Linked DNA regions of Mus musculus: region 1 is linked to region 2. A link is a loop called in an ENCODE intact Hi-C map of the cell type or tissue named here. Cell type or tissue: left cerebral cortex. All regions are shown on one strand. Links, peaks and the distances in the headings refer to the core of each region. The heading gives the core; the rest is flanking DNA. Region 1 holds the start of Lratd1 (LRAT domain containing 1). Region 2 has its middle 190 kb from the start of Gm35890.

What was found. Hi-C counts contacts between places; a loop is a spot of excess contacts. Peaks named below come from ENCODE experiments on the same cell type or tissue, not always from the same donor. Only the 100,000 strongest peaks of a DNase experiment are listed, where the experiment ranks them.
Region 1: a loop joins it to region 2, with 12 times the contacts of the local background. A loop is called at or near these places in 3 of 42 quality-filtered maps.

What each region holds. Positions count from the first base shown.
Region 1 is chr12:14,145,512-14,153,841 of GRCm38, forward strand. Lratd1 (LRAT domain containing 1) reads right to left here and starts at 6,527. Exons shown (of 2, transcript NM_029007.2): 1 at 6,311-6,527; 2 at 2,087-5,249. The coding sequence starts at 5,213. The coding sequence ends at 4,335. In left cerebral cortex, for the core only: CTCF peaks have their summits at 4,643 (motif pointing right), 5,480 and 5,686; DNase peaks (open chromatin) are centred at 2,023, 2,788, 3,508, 3,959 and 5 more places; H3K4me3 peaks cover 5,323 bases; H3K27ac peaks cover 3,472 bases.
Region 2 is chr12:13,856,460-13,864,789 of GRCm38, forward strand. No RefSeq gene overlaps it. Among named protein-coding and RNA genes, the nearest start is that of Gm35890, 190 kb to the left of the region's middle. In left cerebral cortex, for the core only: CTCF peaks have their summits at 4,828 and 7,286; DNase peaks (open chromatin) are centred at 3,819, 4,554, 5,013 and 5,769; H3K27ac peaks cover 1,213 bases.

The sequences.
Region 1 (8,330 bases), core at 277-8,276, 290 kb after region 2:
ACAGCCTAGTCTATACTGAAAATTGCAGGCAAGCCTGTTTCAAAAAAATAAGCCAGCCAAAAGTTAAAAAAAAAAAAAAAGGGAAAAGAAGGAAGGAAGGAAGGGAGAGAGAGAGAGAGAGAGAGAGAGAGAGAGAGAGAGAGAGAGAATAAAAGGGGACACAACACGGGCGGTGGGGTATGCAATAAAAGCTAACTGCGTCAGCCACACATATTTTGTTTGTTTGTGTTTGGTTTTAGCCACAGCATGCTGTGCTCAACTGCCCATGAACTATGTTAACTGTTAACCCGTGGACATTCTGCCTCCTGTTTTTTTTTTTTTTTTTTTTTTTTTTTTCTAAAACCTTAAGTCACTTTCCATCTGCTCTTTAAAAAACTGTGTGTGTGTGTGTGTGTGTGTGTGTGTGTGTGTGTGTGTGTGTGAATAAAATGTCTAGCTAATGGCAGAAACTTATATATGGAAATGTACCTTATTATAGACAGGTACATACCAGTATTCTTCTAACAGCTAAAACTGCTGAAAATGAACTGAGGGTTTTAGGTGAAATTTTAGCTAACTGAAACTCTATTTCAAAGCACCTGGAAACCTGTGGGTTTTCATCCGTAGCCTTCTGTTCAAGCGGCAAATGGTCTCTCCAAAAAAACACAAGCCAATATCTTCCTTTAATGTAAGGGAAGCCATGAAGGGTCCATAGCTCCACCATGTATAGCACCAACAGTGATAAAAAGCAGCAACAGGGAGCTTTGAGGACATGCATGTACATAAGAGAAAATTAGGGGCCTTTTATTATTATTATTGTATAATTTGTTATTAATTTTGCTTTAGTTTGACTTTACCTTGTATATTAGGTGACTTGGTCTTTTAGTTCTTAGAGATGCTGGAAGTAAAACAGATGCAATCACTAGAGGATACTGGAAGATCAGGAGGATGACTAAATTGAACACTCAGGAAATTAATTATTTTGCAAATATCAATAAAATACTTTTCTGACAAATGTCAACTTTTAAACAAAAGTGTTCGTCAAAGACACATGATACTGAATGGGGAAAACATGAATAAAAAGTCATGAGCTTCAAACTTACTTCTGTGTCTGGTAAACTGTTATATTTTCTAAATGCAGATTAGTGTGTGTAATTCTTTTACATTTGAAAATGCTGACATAAAGTTCACTTAAATTGTTAAATACCGAAGAAATTTTATACCTATCAATTCAGCTCACTTATACAGTTGATTTTGCTTGTTTGCATTGCTTTAGTGCAGCACATACAACTTCTATAGGCTTTCTTTTTCAAAGGAAAGAACACACTTGGAAAGGACTGGCATTGGAGGGCTTTATTTTTCACGTGTCTGCCCAGCTCACCTTTCCTATGTCTTACTCATTTTGTTTGTTTGCTTGCTTAATGAAGTAAGTTAAGTTCATTTGCATTTTAAATTTCTCTCTCTCTCTCTCTCTCTCTGTAGTAGTTTGCTTTTCAAATACGACTCTTAGCAGGGGAGAAAAGGTGAGGTGGCCTTTACCCTGGTAAGGGCTGAACAGAGTTCAGCTTCACACTCTTCACATCATGGGAATTACTACAGAGCTCCCAAGGACAGGAAAAAAAAAAAAAAAAAAAAAAAAAAAAAAAAAAAAAAAACCCTGAACGCTACTTTATTGTCCTTTTGCAAATGTTACAAGATTCATGGCTTAATTCCTGTAACCAATAAGGATCTAGAGAAATGGGACTGGCCCACAATAAAACTCAAGTGACCCATACAAAGGGATATCAAACCTTAGAGCCCCCTTTCAAATCCCCCCCCTTTTTATCGATGTTTTATTATTGTGAATTTGTAAAAGTATCATCGTCCACCAAGACCTCAGTAGATCACTCTAAGAACAAATGCTATTTATAAATCCCAATCTGGTTTTCATTGCCATCAGGTTTCAGCAAGTATAAAGCTTATGAAGCACTCCCCTGTTAGCATGGCCCTTTTCGAAAGCATACACATCCCATCAAAGAAATCATTCAGCTTTGGGTGCGATAGAGACTGATGAGTTCTTTTGCCCACTCATTGACACAGTGTCAAGAAGGAGTCCTGTTGGAACCAGTGCTTAGGATGGTATTTAATTCAGCAGGGAGCCAAGATACAGTAGTAGGACACAGGAAAGGATATGGTGTGTGTAGACACAAGAAAGAATTCGGTTTATGGTCATCAATCTGTCATTTGCCAAAAGACTAAGTTAGAGAAATAAATGACTTTCAGTTCTCCATACATGCAAAGGTTAAGTTTACAAAAGTTTTGCTGTTGTATGTGCTGAAAGAAAAAACATAAGCAGTTTTAAAAAATAAATCACTCGATTGGCTTCAGAAAAATACTTTAGTTCATATTTCATTGATTTGACCTTTTGACTCAAGATCAGAGAATGAATCCAGCATGAGAACAAAATGAAACAAAATAAAACAACAAAAATCCCCAGAAAACAGAAACAAACCATTTACCATGGAAATGGCATTTCCCTGCCTGCTAACTTCTACTAGTTTTTATTGCATTAGTTTTGAAATGCCAAGAAAGTGGCTTTGGACATAGTGTTTGCTGTTCAATGAAACCATAGTATCCAATTGCTTGCAACCATGAGCTAAACATCATTATTTGACAAACTCCCTCATGAGAGACTGTGCACCTTCCAAGGTGTGTGTAACACAAAGAATCAAGTAACGATCAGTTAGGCTGGGGTTGTACCCCTTGGAGAAAAATCCACAAACTCTTGCCCAAAGAAAGGAGCGTCACATAACCTTCATGTTTAGAAAGACACACATTCTGTCCTGCTTCTAAGAGCGCTTCCCTGTTCTCAGAAATAAACATCAGGACAAGCTACAAAAGCGGGCCCCAAAGCCCATGAACTCTAAATTCCTTTCAAGGGGGATCAAGAGGTGAGGAGAGGGGGGAATGCAAAGATGAGATGATGATGGTAAACAGAATGAAGAAAAGAACCCTCATGGAACTTGCTAGCAATTTTCACCAAAGCAGCAGACCCTTGAACTGAAAAAATTCAGTACAATATACACACTAATAAACAGCTCCACCATTGCAGGCCTACTTTGTAAAGCCAGGAAAAAAAAAAAAAAAAGGAATAATTATAATATCCCCAAACAGAATTCTCATAAGAGTTGAGAAAAACCAGAGTGAAAGCAATGTCAGCTAAGGTCTTAGCTAAATTCCACTCCTAATGGCCCCCAGTATTTAAGCTATCATGGATTAAAGCCATGAAAATAAAAATTTCAATTTGAAATTTCATTAGCATGTTACTAAAAATGATCAAGAGAAGCATCGACACTGTAGGCTTTGTTGATATCGTTGGAAAACTGCTGTTTCATTTTACAAACAATCTCCACCTGCCTCCTGCCTCCTGCCTTCTAGTTAGGAAAAGCCAAACTAAAGACACTGGCTAGGCTGTCCTAATGCTGGTTTCTGGAATGTTGTAGATCTTCCCTGCCTCCCTCTCCTTCAGTCCCGCTGAATACAGGACTCTGAGTGAGAAGGGAAGCAATCAAGGGCTTCCGAGCAAAAAGCCTCCTCCTTCCTAAGTTCAAGTGCCCACAGGCCAGGTGAATTAGCTCCTTTTCCGGAGCCAGCAGGCCCTCCTCTCCCAAAAAGGTGCTTCAACCATTTTCCTCCCGGGACCCAGAAGGCTTTCCTTCTGGCAAGTGTCGGTCAAGCCGGGAATGGCATCGGCTTCCAGTTGCTCAAACTGAGAAGTCAATCCTATCTAGCTCAGCCTGGAATGCTTTGTCAGGAGACTCTGGGCTGGAGAGCTGCAAGACAGTTCCAGGCAGCCTCAGGGTAACCTGGAGTCCCTGAAGTGCTCCAAAGTACAGAGACAGGCTCGGTTTCATGGGAATTCTGATATCCGGGGGCACATCCACTCTCCATTCGGGAGTTGAATTGTGTCCTGAAAAGACCAACTCTCACCTCCGACTGGTTTGTGTGTGCACATCTGGGGGTGGTGGGTGACGGTTCCCTGTGACTAAGGATATTTGCCCTGTCTGCAGAAGAGTCACTGACCCTTGGCTCCCTGGAAAGGTAGTGTCCTTGCTCCCCTTTTGCCCACTCCCTCTTTCCCTTCACAACCCAGGGCAGAGGCGCAGGCTGGATTACCCTGGCATGATCACCAACACCAGGGTTGTCTTAGGAGCGCGCAGCTGCTCCCGCCCAGTGCGGTGGGTGGTGGTGAGTTCCCGAAGCTTCCAGCCGCTGGCCCTGGGCGGGCGCGTTAGGGGAACATGGGGTGCAGAACTGCGGGGACCGAAAGGGAACTCCGGGCGTGGGAACTGGCACGCCGAGCTGCCCCTCTGAGGCTACTCCTTGTCGTCCACAAAGTCCTCAAGCTCCTGCAGCACTCGCAGGCGGCCACTGGCGTCTATGCGACGCTTCTCGCGGATGAGGTCCTCCAGGCTGTGGAACCGGGCCGTGTGGACTTTGTTCTCCTCCAGATGCACTTTGAGATAATACTGCTGTTGCGGCGGCTGCGTTCCTGCGGGGACCTCCCCGCCAGCCTTGAACTCGCGCTTTCCAAAGCGGCACCAGGCAGCGAAGCTCTCGGAGTTCGTCCAGCAGATCTCCTCGCTCTTGAGGCCCAGGTGGCCACAGGCGTTCTGCACCACTAGCTCGGCCACCAGCGGGCGGTAGCGGTACCAGCTATTCACCACCCGGCCCACGTTGGCCGCGCCCGCCTGGTACAGGCTGTCCTGGCGGATCTCGCCTTGGTGCAGGTGGATGATCTGCCCGCCGCCCACGTAGACGGCCCAGTGAGGGGCTGGCGCGGGCTGCTCGGTCGCCGGCTGTAGCCACAAGAGCTCTAGCAGGTCGCCTGGCTCGCAGATCGCCGGCAGCGCAGTGACCGCGTAGACACTCAAGTCGGCGCCCTGAGGGCCGCCGGTCACTTTGGAAAAGATGCATTCCTGGCCCCGGAAGGCGGAGAACTGAGTCTCGTTGAGGACGAGCTGGTGCAGCAGGTGGTGGTGGTGGCGGCTGGGGCTCTCTGGGCAAGGGCTGCAACCTGGGGGGCCCTTCACACCAAACTTGTCCGGCTGCCCGCGTTCGTCCAGGTCCTCCTCCTCATCCGAGAAGAAGTAGGCAACCCCGACTCGCAGCTCGTCCTTCTCAATCCCAGATGGGTCCCCAGTGGGCAACTCGCTGTAGTTGAGGTGGGTGATGCGGTCCAGTTGGTTGCCCATCAATGACGCGGCGAGGCCAGGGCCAGCAACTGAGATCTGCCGAGGGAGAGAGGATAGACACCATCAGAGTCCGGGTTGACCCTCCTGGTGTCCCTTCCCCAAGGCGTTCAGTTCCCCAGGGGCCTGCAGCTTGCCTGACCACCGGCACTGAGTCGCCTGCGACAGCCAACTTTGCAGATCCGACCTGGGGTTAAAAGGGGGGGAAAAAAAAAGAAAGAAAGAAAAGAAAAAAGGGGGGGCACAGAAAAAGGCACCAGTCTCAGGGCCAGAATAGACAGCATACCAGCTCAGCCAGCCTCTGACTCTGCCCAGGAACCCTGCCCGGTAACTTCCACAGTAGAAACCACAGGCGGGCTAGAGAGCATGTAAGGTTCAAGTGGGCGAAGAGAGCGCAGGTTGTGGCAGATTGGTGATATACCCAGAAGGAAGGGAGGGTGTCAAGAGAAGCCCCAAGGCCCGAAATACAGCAAGCTGAGCTCACATTGTGGTCGCCATCCTTTGTAGCCCACCTACTCGTTTTGGACTGGGTCACACCCGATCCCCGACAGCTTCTTTCACAAGGGCAAGACTCGTTTGCAGGCATTCACTTGCCATCAGCATTTTGCACACTTGGAGTCCAGGCACTGACAGCCTGGTACATACACCCACAATGCTAATGTCATACACCCACAATGAAACATCTTGGAGACCACACATTGGCACCATCTACCCCCAATTCCTACACAATTCCGGACGAACGCCTGCACACTTGTCAATGCGCGTACTCTCAAGCACTGGGACACACCTGCCCACGCAGGCAGGTGCACTCTGCCCTCTCCTTGCTTGCCTTTTTCATAGAGCCAATCGGACTGCGCCAGGGCGAGGCTGCTCTGTCTAAAATAACCTAACAAAGAGACAGGGGAGGCAAGGCGAAACCCATGGTGAGTATTAGTGGTGTGTGTGTGTGTGTGTGTGTGTGTGTGTGTGTGTGTGTGTGTGTGTGTGTGAAGACGTCTACTTTCAACCCGAAGAGCCCCTCTCTTCAACCCAGCACACAATTCACACAATCGGACGAAGAAAAACCATTTTTTAAGGCAAAGAAAGCGGCTTTTCCGTACCCGTGATTTCCCTGCGCCCGAAACCCCAAACTCCTTTTAAAGTCTCCAGGTCCCCATGGGTGCTGTGGAGGCGGCAGTGGCGAGTGGGTCCTGGAGTCGCGTGGGACTGCGGTTCCGATCTATCCGGAGACGAGCAGTGAGGTGAGGTACCCAGAGCGGTGCGGATGCGCTCCGTGTCTACGCTGGCTTGGGCGTCTGCTCCACCTGGCAAGTCCTGGCTCCACTCCGCTTTCCTACAGCCGCGCGGACGACTCTTAAATCCCTTGAACAGCCGTTTTCCAGGCCCGCCCCGGAACGCGCCCATTGGCTAGGACTCGTCCCCGAGCCCTGCCAATCTCGGCTGGGGGTGGAATCAGGGGCGGGTTTCCTTTGTGCTCCGCCCTGCCCAGCCCCCAGCATTCCCCAGCCTCAACGCATTGGGAGCGTAGGTGTGAGCACCCGTGGGGAGCATAAGAGGGGCGTGGCTAGTACACCCAGCTGCTCCTTTGCAACCGAGTCCCTAGTAACTGAGAACACAGTCCGCCCGCGTTCGTGTTCTGTATTATAAGAGGACAGATTCCAGAAGGAAAACTGAGTTTGGGGGTGGAAAAAAAAAAAAAAAAAAAAGAAGAAGAAGAAAGAAAGAAAAAAAAAAAAAAAGAACGCTCTGCGTGGCCAAGGCATTGTGAGTGGCTAGGAACCAGGAACCGCGTATTTGAGGTTGCTTTGATGGGACTTCGGAGTCTTGCTTGGCTCCCGGCTGTCGCACAGTTGCTTCTGTTCCTGTCAGTCACAGCCGCCTTAGAAATTGCATGATGGTGCTCAGCGCCTGTCCTTTGAGCCAAGTGAAAGTGCTGACCCAGCGCCATTGCCGGCGCCTGGTTTTAAAAGGAGAACCATGTAGGTGTCAAAGGCTTCCAGAAAGTCTGAGCTTTGGCTGGCACCTTCTCTGAATGTTCCTTTGTCTTCAACCTCCCGTTTCCCGTGAGAGGGCTGAATCTCAAATGCTAGCTGATATTAGTGCACAGAAGTGTTTCCCAATTCCAAAACTGTCCTAATTAAGGGAATCATGTTTGGTTTTGTGTGTGTGATAAAGTGTCCATTAGTCCTTAAGGATGGGAACTCAGTGAATGAACGCACTAGGGACACTGGATGATACAAAGTGACTTTCTTCCGTAAAAGGAAATTCTAGACAGTTTCTAAACTTTTCTGCCTTAAACTTTGGAAGAGTTCTTAGAGTTTCTGGGTCAGGTTTTAATGTCACTTTTACACTGAAGGGCTTCTGAGATGATTGTCTGTCTGTCTGTGTGTCTGTCTGTCTGTCTGTCTGTCTCTCTCTCTTCGCCCCCCTCCCCCATGTTCCTTCCCCTTTCCCTCTTCCTTTCACCCTCCTCCTCTCTCTCATCCTTCCCCATAGCCCCTTCCTTTCCCTTCTGGGAGCTGTTGACCATAATTCAAACTCAGACCACTTCATTTCATTACAAACCTGAAGCACACGTGTGCCTTAGGCTTGCAGACTATGCCGCTGAGTTCTGGGCCCCCTGGCAATGACTGACAGAGAATGAGCTTCAGTAGTAACCAAAAGGAAAATTGACCACAGTGGCCACCATCCCTGTGTTTAGAGGTTCAAGTAGGCAATTTAACCCCCAGACCTTTATAGGGTAGTCACTAAAATCTGCTTTGTAGCAAATAAGGAAATATCCTGGGGTCAGTCAGCAACAACAACCTCCTCAAAGTTCATAGAAAGTTTACTTTTTATATAAATTACAGTGTTTGCTGATAGACTAAATCTTGTTTTCACAGTGTGAAAAACAGCAACAACAAAAGCAAGTGTTTCAAGTACTTTAGTTATTGGGCCTAAGTTCATAGAATGTGTCAACCTTTCTGTGCTGAGCTGTCTGCCTGATTCTTTACAAGGTACATAGCCTCCACCTTCTCTTCAGGTTTGTATTATTTTCACGAATGTTGTCTGCCTTCATAGCATGCAAGGGCAGTGATTTATCAAAGTAGAGACTTGATAAGTATTGCTGAAAAAAGACTG
Region 2 (8,330 bases), core at 309-8,308:
GAGCATGGGAGATCTTTCCATCTTCTGAGGTCTTCTTTGATTTCTTTCTTCAGAGACTTGAAGTTCTTATCATACAGATCTTTCACTTCCTTAATTAGAATCACGCCAAGGTATTTTATATTATTTGTGACTATTGAGAAGGGTGTTGTTTCCCTAATTTCCTTCTCAGTCTTATTATCCTTTGTGTAGAGAAAGACCATTTTCTCAAAGAACCAGCTCCTCGTTTGGTTGATTCTTTGAATAGTTCCTCTTGTTTCCACTTGGGTGATTTAGCCCCTGAGTTTGATTATTTCCTGATGTGTACTCCTCTTGGGTGAATTTGCTTCCTTTCTTTCTAGAGCTTTTAGGTGTGCTGTCAAGCTGCTAATGTGTGCTCTCTAGTTTCTTTTTGGAGGTACTCAGAGCTATGAGCTTCCCTCTTACAAATGCTTTCATAGTGTCCTATAAGTTTGGGTATGTTGTGGCTTCATTTTCATTAAACTCTAAAAAGTATTTAATTTCTTTCTTTATTCCTTCCTTGACCAAGGTATCATTGAGAGGAGTGTTGTTCATTTTCCACGTGAATGTTGGCTTTCCATTATTTATGTTGTTATTGAAGATCAGCCTCAGGCCATGGTGGTCTGATGGAATGCATGGGAAGATTTCAATATTTTTGTATCTGTTGAGGCCTGTTTTGTGACCAATTATATGGTCAGTTTTGGAGAAGGTACCATGAGGTGCTGAGAAGAAGGTATATCCTTTTGTTTTAGGATAAAATGTTCTGTAGTTATCTGTTAAGTACATTTGTTTCATCACTTCTGTTAGTTTCACTGTGTCCCTGTTTAGTTTCTGTTTCCATGATCTGTCCATTGATAAAAGTGGTGTGTTGAAGTCTACCACTATTATTGTGTGAGGTGCAATATGTGCTTTGAGCTTTACTAAAGTATCTTTAATGAATGTGGCTGCCCTTGCATTTGGAGCATAGATATTCCGAATTGAGAATTCCTCTTGGAGGATTTTACCTTTGATGAGTATGAAGTGTCCCTCCTTGTCTTTTTTGATAACTTTGGGTTTAGAAGTCAATTTTATTCGATATTATAATGGCTACTCCAGCTTGTTTCTTCAGACCATTTGCTTGGAAAATTGTTTTCCAGACTTTCACTCTGAGGTAGTGTCTGTCTTTTTCCCTGAGATGGGTTTCCTGTAAGCAGCAGAATGTTGGGTCCTGTTTGTGTAGTCAGTCTGTTAGTCTATGTCTTTTTTATTGGGGAATTGAGTCCATTGATATTAAGAGATATTAAGGAAAAGTAATTGTTGCTTCCTATTATTTTTGTTTTTAGAGTTGGCATTCTGTTCTCGTGGCTGTCTTCTTTTTGGTTTGTTGAGGGATTAGTTTCTTGCTTTTTCTAGGGTGTGGTTTCCGTCCTTGTATTGTTTTTTTTTTTCCTGTTATTATCCTTTGAAGAGCTGTATTCTTGGAAAGATAATGTGTGAATTTTGTTTTGTCCTGCAATACTTTGGTTTCTTCATCTATCATAATTGAGAGTTTTGCTGGGTATAATAGCCTGGGCTGGCATTCGTGTTCTATTAGGGTCTGTATAACATCTGTCCAGGATCTTCTGACTTTCATAGTCTCTGGTGAGAAGTCTGGTGTCATTCTGATAGGCCTGCCTTCATATGTTACTTGACCTTTTTCCCTTACTGCTTTTAATATTCTATCTTTATTTTGTGCATTTGTTGTTCTGATTATTATGTGTCAGGAGGAATTTCTTTTCTGGTCCAGTCTATTTGGAGTTCTGTAGGCTTCTTGTATGTTCATGGGCATCTCTTTCTCTAGGTTTGGGAAGTTTTCTTCTATAATTTTGTTGAAGATATTTGCTGGCCCTTTAAGTTGAAATTTTTCATTCTCATCTGCTCCTATTATCCATAGGTTTGGTCTTCTCATTGTGTCCTGGATTTCCTGGATGTTTTGAGTCAGGATATTTTTGCATTTTGTATTTTCTTTGATTGTTGTGCCGATGTTCTCTATGGAATCTTCTGCACCTGAGATTCTCTCTTTTATCTCTTGTATTCTGTTGCTGATGCTTGCATGTATGGTTCCAGATTTCTTTCCTAAGTTTTCCATCTTCAGCGTTTTCTCACTTTGGGTTTTCTTTATTGTGTCTACTTCCCTTTTTAGGTCTTGGATGGTTTTATTCAATTCCATCACCTGTTTGGTCATGTTTTTCTGCAATTCTTTAAGGTATTTTTGTGCTTCCTCTTTAAGGTCCTAGCAGTGTTCTCCTGTCTTTAAGTGAGTTATTAAAATCCTTCTTGGTGTCCTCTACCATCATCATGAGTTATGCTTTTAAATCAGGGACTATCTTTTCGGGTGTGTTGGGGTGCCCAGGACTGGGTGGGGTGGGAGTGCTGCGTTCTGATGATGGTGAGTGGTCTTGGTTTCTGTTAGTAAGATTCTTACTTTTGCCTTTCGCCATCTGGTAATCTCTGGAATTAGTTGTTGTAGTCGTCTCTGGTTAGATCTTGTTCCTCAGGTGTTTATGTTAGCCTCTATTAGTAGACCTGGGATACTAGCTCTCTCCTGACTTTCAGTGTTCAGAGTACTCTCTGCAGGTAAGCTCTCCTCTTGCAGGGAAGGTGCCCAGATATCTCTTGGCAGATGTTTTGGTCCACTCACAGAGATCTTAAAATCCCGTGGAGGGTCCTGTGTATACCTTTTGGGTGTCCGCATACTCTGTGCCCAAAGTATCCTGGTTCTGGCGGGATCAGAAGGGCCTTGTGCCCTTGATCAGGCCTGGTTTTCTGCTTCACTAATTAATGCAGTCTCAGGTCCCGTGCGATTGGATTGGATCAGCAGCTGGGTTCCACACACCAGAGGTCTTAAGATCCCATGGAGGGTCTTGTGGGTAGCTTGCAGGTGTGAGCAGACTCCGTGCACAAGCTACCCTATTGCTGGTGGGGACCGGAAGGGCCAATGTTTATTTCTTATTTTGTGGTGTGGGAGATGAAACCCATTATACGTGCTTGATAGATACTCTACCAATGAGATATATCCTCAGGCCCCTAGTCTAAAATTTAAACACTTCAATTTTATTGTAGCTTACCTATCTTGGGTATTGGAAGTCTCATTTGAGGCTAACAATTGTGTGTGTGTGTGTGTTGGTGTGTGTGTGTGTGTGTAGGCAAGTGGTCAACCTTGGAATTACAACACCACATACTGAGTTTTATATGGGGTTTGGGGTTTGAACTCAGCTTCTCATGCTTGCACATAGTAAGGTTTTGACTGAGCCATTGTCCCCAAGCCACAGTAATGGAACATTCTTTTTTTTTCTATAACATTTTTGTAGAAGACATAAAAACCAAGCAAGCAAGCAAGCAAGCAAACAAGCAAGCAAACAAACAAACCCAGTAGCTGATGTGTTGAAATACTTATAAGTAATTTTGAGCCCAATGTCACATGCTAACTTAAAAAATTGTAGTAGCTGTTTCTGAATTTGTGCCTCTTGAACAAAAATTATTCTGAAGTTGTAGAATCATTAAACTAGGGTGGAGACAAGAGTGAGGGCAATCAATATCTCATTACATCTCCCGGGGTTTCCAAAGCAGTGGATATGAGAGAAGAGATGCTCTTAAGAAGAAAGATGGTGCATATAAATGGCTCGGTAAAATAAGTGTTTCCACATTTTACTTAGAAAAAAACCATAGTGTATATTTTAGTGGAGAAAAGTGGATATTTAAATAATTTATCAAACTTCTTTCCCTGGGGAAAATGCAGCGTGATAACGTCTCCATAACTCTCCAGAATGGGCTCCATTTTTAGTTTCCATAAGTAGGAAGCGGCTGGAAGTATGAGAGGCTGAAAAGGCAACAGAGAAAACAAGAGCTTGCATTCAGACGTCCGTTTCCATTTCATCACTGGTGACATAAGCTCGCCACCCTGGCAGCAATGGAGACATTCATGTGATATACTTGTGCCACTGGCCTTGACTATCAGACTACCAGAACAGTGGACCCCCCAAATCAATCGTTTCCCAGGAGTATCATGCAGTGAAGAAAAAAAAAAAAAACATATCAACCTGAAGGGGAACTATCTGCTGGAAAAGAGATTTCACATAGCTCTGACAACTTGTTATATCACTTTGTAGGAGAGACTGTGCTGGGATAATAGGTGGGACCGCACCTTGACAAAGACTGCTTCGTTATAAATACCCTGACTCTTTATTTGGACCTAATCTTAAAATTTTATTACCAAAAGATTGATGTTGGGTTGGGGGAGGGTGTCACTGATCCTCTCTATCCCTCTTCCAAATATGTTTGCATCAAATATATTCCCATTTCTTTTTTTACTCTTGTTTGTTGAACTGACGGGTTAAGAGCAAGTGGTCTTTTGTGACTCCCTGCGCTGTCCGGAGCCAGGTTCTGAGCACAGCAATTCTGGGTCACTGCTAGTAAAATAACATCTGGGCAGTTTCCTTCACAGAGGTCTCCATTTCTGCATGTGGAGGATAATGGGAAAAAGGATACACCCAGGCATTTGATGGTGTTTGATTCCCAAGGCCCCAGCCAGCTATTCCTCTGACTACCACAGAGGCTGCTAAGTGTATCCTTGAATTTCTAGAAGCTTCCAATAGGGGCTTGCAAATCTCTGAGCCTTTTATTTTTGTGTGCATGTATTGTGTGAAGTTTTCTAAAGACGCAGGACCTCTGAGGTAAAATGTTTATACACTGTCCACAGTGTCATCATGTACAGCGAAGGACAGGTGCTTACTGTGGTATGCTGTCCTCCACCTTGTCAATGGTCTGAAGATTCTCCTGACCGTCGGGCCAGTCTGGAGGACCACCACATCCGGGCAGAGGCCCTGCGGGGTCTGGAAGAAAGCAGTGGCTGCTGTAGCTGCTGCAGACCTGATGCGCAGTCACACAGCCCCTGTGTGATGAGTTGTGATTCACATACAACATCTGAGTCAAAAGAAATGGCAAGAGCACTCTGTGGTGCTTTTCTTAGCAGCTAATTGGTTTGTTGTGCTCGGGATGAGCTTCCAGATATATGCTGTGAACCGCCCCCACAATGCTGAGGAAAATGTGTTCTGTGTAGGAGTGTAGGAAGGAGAATGACTAAGGAAAAAATTATATTGCCATGAGAAACAGAATAAAACTGCTCTTTAATTTCAAGCACTATATGATCAAATTTTAAAAGTTGATATTGAGAATATAATGAGCATTGATAGTAGCATCCAGCACAGCGGCTTAGCTGAGTGGAAGCAGGATTTCTAACCCCTTTAAGGGTCAGATCAAACCCCCTCCTTAGAGGTCCTGGAAAGCTGTGTGGGAAATCCCCAGTCATTATACTGTTGCAATTGAGATGGGAAGGCCAATTCCTGTCATCCACACTACGCCATTAGTGATTTCTACAACTACTTTTTCTAGAACCTCTGTGTTGTTTTGTTTTTGTTTGTCTGGTAAAGGAGAGTTGAGGGGTTTGGGGTTTTGTTTATTTGCTTGTTTGCTTTTGTTTTCTTTTCTGTAGCATCTAATTTCTTACCAAAGTAATATTTACATAGTATAACAATCAAAACAGTGCTTCTAGCCCCAAAGTCACACAACAGTTCTTCATTTCCCTCCTTCACCACGCCCTAAGACACTGCTTCCTAGAATGGCTTGTTTCAAGTCTATTGGATACTTGTTTTAGTATTTCTTCCCATATTTCTATATAATATACTCACCACACCGTGCTTTGTCTTTTAAATGACAGCTTGAACATTGGATTTCTTGTGTGAAATAAAGGGTTTAGCACTCACATGCCTCCTCTCTGTGCCTATAGTGCTCAGCCCTGCTCCTCTGTTAGCCGTAGTGTGACACATTCCAGGCTGGTGTTAAATCCACCTTCACTGTTAATCTCTTTAGTCTTATGTAACACTGCTCAGAGAGGATCTATATAATTTTCTATGTGTCTTTTTTTTTTCATACAAGTTTTCAATTTTTCTTTGAGCTCATCATGCCACTCTTCCTTCACTTACTTTGCTATGGAGTGACTGTTAGCCATTCTTAATTCTTAAAGTTTGAGTGGAGTCAAGCATAGTAGCTATGGGTCCCAGCCCTGTTCCAGTTGCCTGCACTCCTGCTCCATTTTAGATTCATCTCTGGCATTGGGGGAACTTACCTTCTATCCATCAGAGTCATACTTTTTGTCTGTTGGATTCACTGTTTTCTGGATCCTACATACTCTTATTGCTTGGTTTACTTTCTTGTGTTTGTGGAACATAAACTTTCTTTTGTTTGTTTGTTTGTTTTGTTTTTTGTTTGTTTGTTTGTTTTGAGTAAGGCATGTCCAAGATTTATTTTTCTAGTCCCCACAAGGCTAAGGGTAGCTTAAGTATAACAGATGAGATAGTCTTAAATTTTGGAATCATGACATACTTTCCCAAGTAATCTTTAGATGCTGGATAAAAGGGAAAATTAGTTTTGAGATGAGTAAAGTCTTTATGGAAAAAGGAATTTGTCACACAGCTCAGTCCCAGTGAAAATAGACCTCCATTCAAGTGCTCCAAATAAACACTTTATTAAAGTAACTACAACTACCTTCTAAGTAATTTTATATCACTAATTCTAGGACTTCCCCCAAACACCAAACTTGAGGATGCTCTGGTTTAATATTTTTATTGTACTTACACATATCTTCTTATATGCTTAAACTCATTTCTATATAATACTTAATGTTATAACTGTGTTATAGCTAGTTGTTATGCTGTATTGGTTATGGAAATGTGATAAGACAAGCAACATGGATAGTAGAGACACATTCTAATGCCACACTCTCCATCACTGACAAGGCAACTTTATTTATTTATTTATTTATTTTTATTTTTTTTTTATAATTTATTATTTATTTATTTATTTATTTATTTTTTCCATTTTTTATTAGGTATTTAACTCATTTACATTTCCAATGCTATACCAAAAGTCCCCCATATCCTCCCACCCCCACTCCCCTGCCCACCCACTCCCCCTTTTTGGCCCTGGTATTCCCCTGTACTGGGGCATATAAAGTTGACAAGGCAACTTTAGAACATTATTTTAACCTGGGGATTTTTGAAGCCAAGGCAATAGAGCCCATAGATACAGAGGTCAATAGTATCTACTGATTTTTAAACAAATTTAAGGGATATTGTAAAGACTAGCAGTTTTGAGCCAGAATTTACACACCCAGCTTGAAGGGGAGAGGTGAGAAAAGTATTGGGAGAAGTAGCTGTGTTGGAATCAAGGAAGAGGCATGTTCTAGAGAAGACAATGACACCTGCAACTGCAGGAGCTGCCACAAGGAGGGGGACAGGGTTTAGAACATCTCATTTCTTGTGTTTTCTTGATTTCCTGTTACCACTTCTTCCCATTAGCAATATCAATGGGATGTGGTTCAGCAAGAGAGTCTGGGTTAACAGTTTATGGAGGCAAAGTATGAGTAGCATAGAGATGGCAGACAAAGTGTCCTACTTCCTCCAGTATTTACAGGACATCTAAGTGTACACCCCATGGAAAAGTGATAGGCTGAAATACATAGTTTTTGAAAGAAGTAAGACACCAAGCAAACCTATACTGGAATCACTGGCCATCTGAAAAAACATTACAAAAACTATTAAGAAAAATAGTTTAGATAAATATTTGCATTAATAATATAAAAACAAACAATAGCAGAAGGGGTGTGTATGTCTGAATGTGTTTTTCTGAGAAAGGTTAAAAATATATAACAACTTTAGAAGTTTGTTGAAGGAAAAGAGAAAAAAATGCTTATAAATAAAGGGGAAAGGCTGATAGCTGCCTGGAGGAATGTAAGTTCCATGCAGCTCCATGATTTTAAGAACATGAGAGCAGGAAAACAAAGAATTTACCTATTGTAAAAACAAGTAAAAGAAGAATAATGATCAATAATTAAAAAAAACAAAGAAACAAACAAAAATAACCACTGTAAGAAAGCAATGATTTCATAGGTGAGTTTTGTCTCCCCTTTAGAGTGCTAATGATCATAATGCTGATTATATGATGTTGGACTTTAAAAGACTCCTTGAATTTATACTGACACTGGAAGGAAATATCAGTCCAATTCTACAGGGGCAGAATGTAGGTTTAATGTAATGATGGTTAAGTGATTTCCCCAGAAGTTATAACTTGGAGACTGTGTTTGGGCTGACCTTACCTGGTTCTGAGTCCAGTGCTTTTCATACCACACATTTGACTCTTGCTCCCATGATAATTTTAGATAGATATTTGAGTAAAAGTAGATAGAGCTCAAGGTTTTGTTAAATCGAGTAGCCATGGTTTTCTCTGGCTTCCCTCCAGACCTGAATTCCAGGTGAGAA